Linked DNA regions of Homo sapiens: region 1 is linked to region 2. A link is a contact called in ENCODE Hi-C or POLR2A ChIA-PET data. All regions are on one chromosome and are shown on one strand. The core of a region is the stretch at or near the end of the contact, and the rest is flanking DNA. Distances in the headings are between cores, read along the strand shown. Region 1 holds the start of LINC00896 (long intergenic non-protein coding RNA 896). Region 2 holds the start of RTL10 (retrotransposon Gag like 10).

Evidence for each region. A loop is a pair of places that touch in the nucleus more often than their neighbours do. ChIA-PET counts read pairs that join two places held with the same protein, here RNA polymerase II (POLR2A). Pooled maps may share reads with other maps.
Region 1: a pooled map shows a loop between it and region 2 (5-fold over the local background). The contact joins the promoter of LINC00896 here to the promoter of RTL10 in region 2. A Hi-C loop is called at or near these places in 1 of 168 maps with a recorded cell type or tissue (transverse colon) and 2 of 50 pooled maps. POLR2A ChIA-PET finds 5 or more read pairs at or near these places in 2 of 52 experiments (GM12878 and activated CD4-positive, alpha-beta T cell).

Annotation. Positions count from the first base shown.
Region 1 is chr22:20,204,153-20,207,907 of GRCh38, reverse strand. LINC00896 (long intergenic non-protein coding RNA 896) reads right to left here and starts at 1,576. Exons shown (of 1, transcript NR_026919.1): 1 at 1-1,576. It overlaps LOC105372862 (a long non-coding RNA gene), which reads left to right. Exons shown (of 3, transcript XR_938009.3): 3 at 1,663-1,890. It overlaps LINC02891 (long intergenic non-protein coding RNA 2891), which reads left to right and starts at 2,990. Exons shown (of 4, transcript NR_038460.2): 1 at 2,990-3,255; 2 at 3,409-3,575. RefSeq lists enhancers at 1-11, 1,220-1,459.
Region 2 is chr22:19,853,557-19,856,993 of GRCh38, reverse strand. RTL10 (retrotransposon Gag like 10) reads left to right here and starts at 2,120. Exons shown (of 3, transcript NM_024627.6): 1 at 2,120-2,334; 2 at 2,455-2,551. It overlaps GNB1L (G protein subunit beta 1 like), which reads left to right and starts at 2,120. Exons shown (of 8, transcript NM_053004.3): 1 at 2,120-2,174; 2 at 2,455-2,551. LOC124905080 (a long non-coding RNA gene) reads right to left here and starts at 2,022. Exons shown (of 2, transcript XR_007068005.1): 1 at 1,282-2,022. RefSeq lists enhancers at 1,110-1,589, 3,012-3,437.

The DNA.
Region 1 (3,755 bases), core at 327-2,826, 350 kb before region 2:
TGCCGGCTAAGGAGGGTCTGCCCTGGCCCCTGGGGCATGGAGGCCCCACAGCCAGGCCCCACCCCCAGCTCCTGGGACCTGCTGGCCTTTTAGGAGACGGGGGAGGCTGGGCCTGACCTCTCTGCAGGTGGTGTCACTGCAGGGCCACACTGCACTGTGCTGGTTGTTGTCCAGGGTGGGCAGATAGAGGGATGTGGACGGTGGGAGCCAGGGGAAGGGCAGAAGGGGACACTGGGCCACCCTGGAGAAGCCAGGTCAGGGCTGGCCCAGCAGGATGGGGGCTCTCTGCCTCTATGGCCAGCATTCCCAGCTGAGTCCCCAACTCTGCAGCCAGGAAGCCCCGTAGTGTGAAGGATGGGGACATCGCGATGCCCTGGCCCTGAGCCCACCAGGTGGCCCCAGGGCCCCACCCTGCCTGGCTCTTCCTGCATGGGTCTGGGGTGATGGGGGCTCATCTGAGGCCCAGTGCTGCCCACCTCGAATCCCCAAATCCCAAATTGGATTAGTTGTGTTTAGAAAGCAGCAAAGCTGCTATATTTGAGCAAAGGCTCAGCAGATTACCCTGGGCCAAGAGGGTGTCTGCCTGTGTGAGGGGGATTTGAGGAGGAAAAACTGCACTAAACAAGTGTTCATTGAAAAGAAACTTGGGGGATCATCTGAGTCAGCCGGGCCCTCCACCTGCCCCATAACACCTTCTCCAGCATGGGCTCCTGCTGCTGCTGGGACAACCAAGCAGGAGTGGACGGGGTCAGGCCACAGGCCACTGGGCCCAAGGCCAGGAAGGGGCGCCCAGGACTGCCCATGGGAGAAGGGCGTGGTGCCGACACGAGGTCACCTGGAGTCCCTGGGACTGGCCCTCCACCTCGTGACTCAGTCGCCACCCGGTGGCCCTCTCAGAAGCCCAGGGCCCAGCATACAGGAAGCTCCATGAGTGCTCATCATCACACACACTCCAGAGGCTGAGAACATCTTGGAGGCCTGGGGCCTGCTGGCCAGACCCTGTCCTGGGCCCTGAACACAGGCTGGGCCTGGAAGGGACAGTGAGGGGGGCCAGAGCCCATGCCTGCTCAGTGCAGCAAGCCCAGGCACCTGGTGGGTGGGCCCTGCAGCCAGGGAGGCCCCTGCACCCCACCCTTCCCAGCCCTGCCCTGGGTACCGTGTGCCACATCTCAGAGCCCACCCATGGGGCCCTCCCAACTCCAGCCAGGAGGGAGGATAGAGAACTTTTATTTCAGAAGAGTGCAAATAAACAAATCCTTCCTTCCCCCACCATAAAGAGCCCGGCTGGCTTTAGGAGAGAAGGCAGAATTTTTAGCCTCTCCTTTCCTCAAGGCACAGCAGGCCGAGCCTGTGTCACTCATGGCCCCTTTTACAAGTAAAGAATCCAGCTCTGGGCAGTCAGGTCTGCCCAGTGGAGGTGTTTGCCCTGGGGGGCCGGCTCACCTATCCGTAGGACCTGGCTCCTAGGGGTCCAGCCAGTCCCTGGCCTCCTGTTGATACGGAAAGGAAGTGCTGAGAAGGGAAAAGCGTGGTCCCTTTAAATGATACAGAGGAGGGACGGGAAGTGCTCCGTAGAGAAGGGCGTGGTCCCTGCCTAGGGCTCCACCCCCACGAACCTAGGTGAGGACAGGCATTTCCTGCCCAAATGTTGCATTTCCCAAGACCACCCTGGCCTGCCATGCCTCCATCCTATGCCTATAAAAACCCAAGACCCTAGCAAGGCAGAGACAGAAGCCTCTGTGTGGGGAGAGGAACACACTGGTGGAAGAAGACAAGCTGCTGGACATCCCGAGAATGTTGCCTGACTCCAGGGGAAAACCATCTCCCCTCTGGCTCCCCCATCTGCTGAGAGCTACTTCCACTCAATAAAACCTTGCACTCATTCTCCAAGCCCACGTGTGATCCAATTTTTTGGTACACCAAGGCAAGAAACCCTGGGATACAGAAATTCCTCTGTCCTTGTTATAAGGCAGGGGTCTAATTGAGCTCACTCTCACCAGCCACCTACAGACCGCTAGACTAAAAGACCACCCGGTAACGCACTCCCACTGGGGTTTCAAGAGCTGTAAACATTCACCCCCAGACACTGCCATGGGGTCAGAGCCCCACAGCCTGCCCGTCTGTATGCTCCCCTAGAGGTGTGAGCGGTGGGGCACTGAAGAAGCGAGCCACTCCCCCGCTGCATGCCCTGCGCCCTGCGCGGGGTAACCAGGGAACCCTTCCTGTTTCACTGTTTCACTGGGTAGAGATCTCCCGGCTGGAGACAGAATGGTGGGGAGAGGCCAGATGTGCCCAGCAGGTAGGGGATTCTCCAGGGGGGAGGCTGAGGCTGTTAGGAAAGGAGGGGCTGAGGGGGCGCCACAGCCCTCCCCGCTCCGCACCACACCCCACGTTAAACCCCTGTCCTCCACTCCTCTCCTGGGGCTAAGGAGGCTGAGAGTAGAGCTCAGAGGCCCACGCCCAGCACACAGGAGGCAGTGGGGGCTGTGGACGGGGCCAACGAGCCATGGGGTTGCTGGGCTGAAGCACCGGTGATGGCAGGCGTGTGAGAGGGAAGTGGGGGTGAGCCAGCCCTGTGGGCCTCTAGGCCCAGCTTCTGGGTATCCTGGCCCCCTGGAATGACCCAGGGCAGGAGCCTCTGACACCCGCCCCAAATGCCTGTGACCCCGTCCTGAGTGGGGGTCCTCCTTCTGGCCGTGACCGCCCTGGAGTGGCTTCTCAGCATTTTGTGGTCAGCACTCTCAGCCCCTCTGCCTTGCACCGTGTCATTTTCAGCAGATCCTGAGCCAGAGAAGGCCATCAATTATTCAGCTCCTGCCTCTCAGCCTCCTCCGTTAGTACCTCTTAAAGCCGGGAAGATAAATCTCTCCGCTTGCTCCGTGGCGCCGACAGGAAGCAGGGCGGCACCAGGACCGTGACAGGCCCCGGCTGGGCCCCGGTTTCCCGAGCCAGCACAGGCGGCCTGCAAGGCTTCTCTGCTATTAAATCCATAATTCAGCGGCAACGCAGCTGGGGCCTGGCACACAGGGTCCCTGTGATGAGGAGGGGCTGCCCCTGCCGGAATGCACCAGAGGCTGCCACCAGGGAGAGAGTTACAAGGACCACTTCCGTGGACCTGGCAGGTCCTAGGGCCCCCTTTAAAATTGTGCCTGGGGAGAGTCCCTGGCGCTGCTCCGGAGGATCATGGAGCCCGACTCTACTCACAGGGGAGACCACACAGCTTCTGCGGGGCAAGACAGCTGAGGAGCATGTCAGGCAAGCGACGGGCATGGGGGGTGGGGGGGAGCACAGCGTGGTCTGCATGCCCTCAGCCACGCCCAGGGTGACCCTGGAGGCCTGCATGGAAGACCCTGGAAGCGTCCTTGGCCACCCCTGGTGGAAGAGACAGCTCCAGCCTCACCTTTCTAGGACAGTGCCATCTGCCACCAAGGCAGCTCCAGAGAGTGGGACAGCTGTGAGAGGCGGGACCTGTCCAGGCTCCCTGATGGGCACTCACAGCCCCCTTCACCCTCAGCGAGGCACTTGCCCCAATGAAAACTGAGCAGTTGGACAATCTGATGTCTTGGAGGGTCCAGGTCAGCCCCCCACCCCAATGCCCAGCCCTGCATAACCAAGGAAGCGTTTGTTGAATGGCTGAGTCCCACCCCTGCTCCAACCTTGGCAGGCCTTGGAGTGTCCCCGGCAGGAAGTGGAGGGTGAACACAGGGGGACAAAGTAACAGGGCAGCAGAGCTGGGGTGGGGCCAGGCTGGGCAG
Region 2 (3,437 bases), core at 871-3,370:
AAGTACAGTGCAAAAAATAAAAAATAGAACTGGTTAGGGCACTTGCCATGAACAGAGGTGCAGGACTGGAAGTTGCTGTGGGTGTGAGTGGTGAGTGAATGTGAAGGCCTAAGACATTATTGTACACTACTTTAGACTTTATAAACACTGTACACTTAGGCTGCAACACACTTATATTAAACATTTTCCTTTTTTTTTGAGATGGAGTCTCACTCTATTGCCCAGGCTGGAGTGCAGTAGCACAATCTCAGCTCACTGCAACCTCCGCCTCCTGGGTTCAAGCGATTCTCCTGCCTCAGCCTCCCAAGTAGCTGGGATTACAGGCACATACCACCACGCCCGGCTAATTTTTTGTATTTTTGGTAGAGACAGGGTTTCACCATGTTGACCAGGCTGGTCTCAAACTCCTGACCTCAAATGAGCTGCCCGCCTTGGGCTCCCAAAATGCTGGGATTACAAGCATGAGCCTCCACAGCGCCTGGCCTAAAAATTTTCTTTCTTCAATAATAAAATAACTATAGCTTACTGGATGACCAGTTACATATGTGGTCCCTAGTTGACCAAAACGTTGTTATGCGGTGCATGACAGTTATACACAGGAGAGGGCCTGAAAGAAAAAAAAAATTTGGACCAAAAAAGGCCTTTTCTGGCTCAGTTGGATTCATTTCTTCCACAGGCCCACTGCCCACTCTGCTGATGGGCGCTGAGCTGTAGACTGAGCTGCCTTGAGGCTGAGGTAAGCTGAATTTGTGGGAACCCCCACCTTTCCCTTGAGGGAGGAAGTTTAAATTATCAGGTCAATTAGGAAAGATACAACCGAAAAAAATCCAAATTTCATTCCCACTTCAAGGAGGCGTTTCCTGGCTCGGTGCCACTTTTATTATTTTTGGCCCAGGCTGCTGAAAGCCCCACAGACCCAGGGAAGGTACAATGTGACCTTTGATTCGCGTTTCAGGGATCAAAGTGAGTGAGTTTGGGTGTAAATGCAGATAACATTTCAGAGAGCTTTCATGAAAGGAGTCACTGGACCAGGGCAGAAAGGGAGCTGGTGTGTTACGTGTGTGTTCCCCTTGAGAAGCGTCACTTTCCGGTGAATCCGGCTGCCTGCCCGTGGCCCCAAGGACTCCTGGCTTGCATCCAGGTCCTTGGCCCACAGGCATCAGATCCTGAGCTGGGGCGCCTGCACCCTCTCCCACCTCTTCTCTAGGCACCGTGAAGCCGAGGAGAGGTGGCGTGGGACGGCTTGTGCAAGTGAGAAGAGCACCACCACTTCATCCTCACCTATCTTGTCCCAGGATCTGGGTGCTGACTCGGCAGGCTTGGGCTGGGCACGGCCCTGTGGGGAGGGCTTGGTAGCCTGCCCTCGCTGTCGTCTCCGGGTCCAGCCTCGGCCTGAGTCGGGAAGCACACAATTATATCCACAACAAGGAGGCCCAGAGGCCCTGCCTGCAGCCCCCAGGTATGCAGGTAGAGGGTCCTCTCGGACTGCCTGCCCCCTGCCTCTGGCGCCCAGCCTGCAGCTACGTCGAACCGGGCCCTAACAAGGTTCCCCGCACTGGCAATGAGTGATGAGAGGCACTCCGCGGGCACGCCGTTCCAGGGCGCTCACGAGGCCCAGCAGCCCCGCTATGCCCACATCCACCCCGACACCTGCAGCCCCCCAGGCTTAGCCCGGCCCCGCAGCAGCCCTCTCGACGCCCAGCAGCACCCCAGTGTCTGGCTGACGCCAGGGCAGTAACGGCGGGCTGAAGCAGCATCGGCCCCTCGGTCTACGCCACAGCCGGGTGCAGATTTCCCGGATCTGAGGGACCGCCGGGCACCGTCCGCTGGGGATCATGAGGGGCAGCTTTGGCCCGACCGTCTCGCGCCTGTACACGCGGCCCCACCTGATCCCGTGGCACTTGGCGCGGCGTGGGAATGGGCGCGCTCTCCCATCACCCACCGCGCGGCACTGCCGCGCCAGCAGGGACCGGGAGAGCCTGCGAGGTAGCGGCCACACGGCATACAGCGCAGGCGCGGCCTGGATGGGAGGAGCGCGTGGAGCGTGCCGGGAGCATGCGCCGGGTCGTACACGGCGGCCGCGCGCACGCTGGGGGCGTGGCTGCGCGATGTAATCGGTCTCTGGACGCTGCGCGGCGCTCCTAGGAGCAGGCGTTCCCGACTCCGGCAAGAGGGTCAGTGTGGAGGCGGGAGCCCGGGCGGCCGGCTTGAACTCCGTGCACGCGGGCCTGGAGCTGCGCCCCTGCGTCTTTTCCCGACTTCTGATCCGCAGAGGGGCACTCGGAGCCCCAGCCTGGGTCGCAGTGCCTTCGGTCTGCGGGCCTCAGTTTCTCGGTCCGCGCCGGGGGTTTGTGGGGGCACCTGGAGACATTTGGGCCGTTCTCGCAGTCTCGGGAAGCCGCGCCCGCTCCTTGCCTGGCCTCACGGCGGCCGATCTCGTTCTCCACTTTCTAGGTGGCGCCTGGACTCTCGCCCTCAGAGGGAGGCCCGTCCCACGGTCTGTGGCTACGGATCCCAGGACCCTCTTCGCGGGCGATTCGCGTAGCCTCAGGTGGGTGGGCTTCTTGTTGCCGTGGGCCTTGTGAGCTCGTATTTCCTGCATGGCGGTTGCTGGGGGGCGGGCGGTGCAGTCGTCTGCACTCAGCTTGCTTTAAGGCTTTGGGCAGGTTTTGTTCTTGGGGCTCCTGGGTCTCCCCAGAGCAGAGAACGGCTCCAGCGTTCCAGGTGCTGCCTTTGGCCTTGTGGGGGCAAACACACATGCGCCGTGGTACCTGCCCCTTTAGGATAGTGCTGTCCAGTCTAGAAGGGCCGAAAGTCTTCTATGCCAGGCAGTGTGGGGAGAAAAGTAGGGGGACCAACAGACTGATAGGCGTGGGAGGGCTAAGGTTCTCAAAATGGTGAGAGTGCGGCCCAGGGTTAGGAAGGCTCAGGCCCAAAGCAGGCCTGGCTGGCTGGTGCAGGGAAGCCTTCTCCCAGACTGCAGGGGACACAGGTGCGCAGGTGAGTGGGCAGGGTAGGGGACTGGGAAGAAGGGAAGGCAGAGATCTGGGTAGCACACTGTGGCTCCCGGGCATGGGGTGTGGTCATTGTGGGCAACCTGGATACCTAACCTTGGCTGGTGGTGGGAGCTGGGCCCTGGATCGGGGTCACTGCTTTTTTAGAGCTCAGTGAGGGACTGGACTGGACTCGACTCACGTCCAGGCCTTAGTATAATCCTGCAGTAAGGTGGGAAGCCAGGGTCATGGGCTGGGCTTTCAGGTGAAGACCCCCCCCCCAGAGGGGGGTCAGACCTGAGGGATTCCAGAGTGTTTGGGTGGTGGAGGTAGGGCCAGTGGCCCTGGCAGGTTCTAGTGCTGCAGGCCACCCTGGGAGGTACCTGGAGGAACTCACCCTGAGGGGGGATGGCCAGCAGATAGGAGATGTGGGATGAAGGTGTG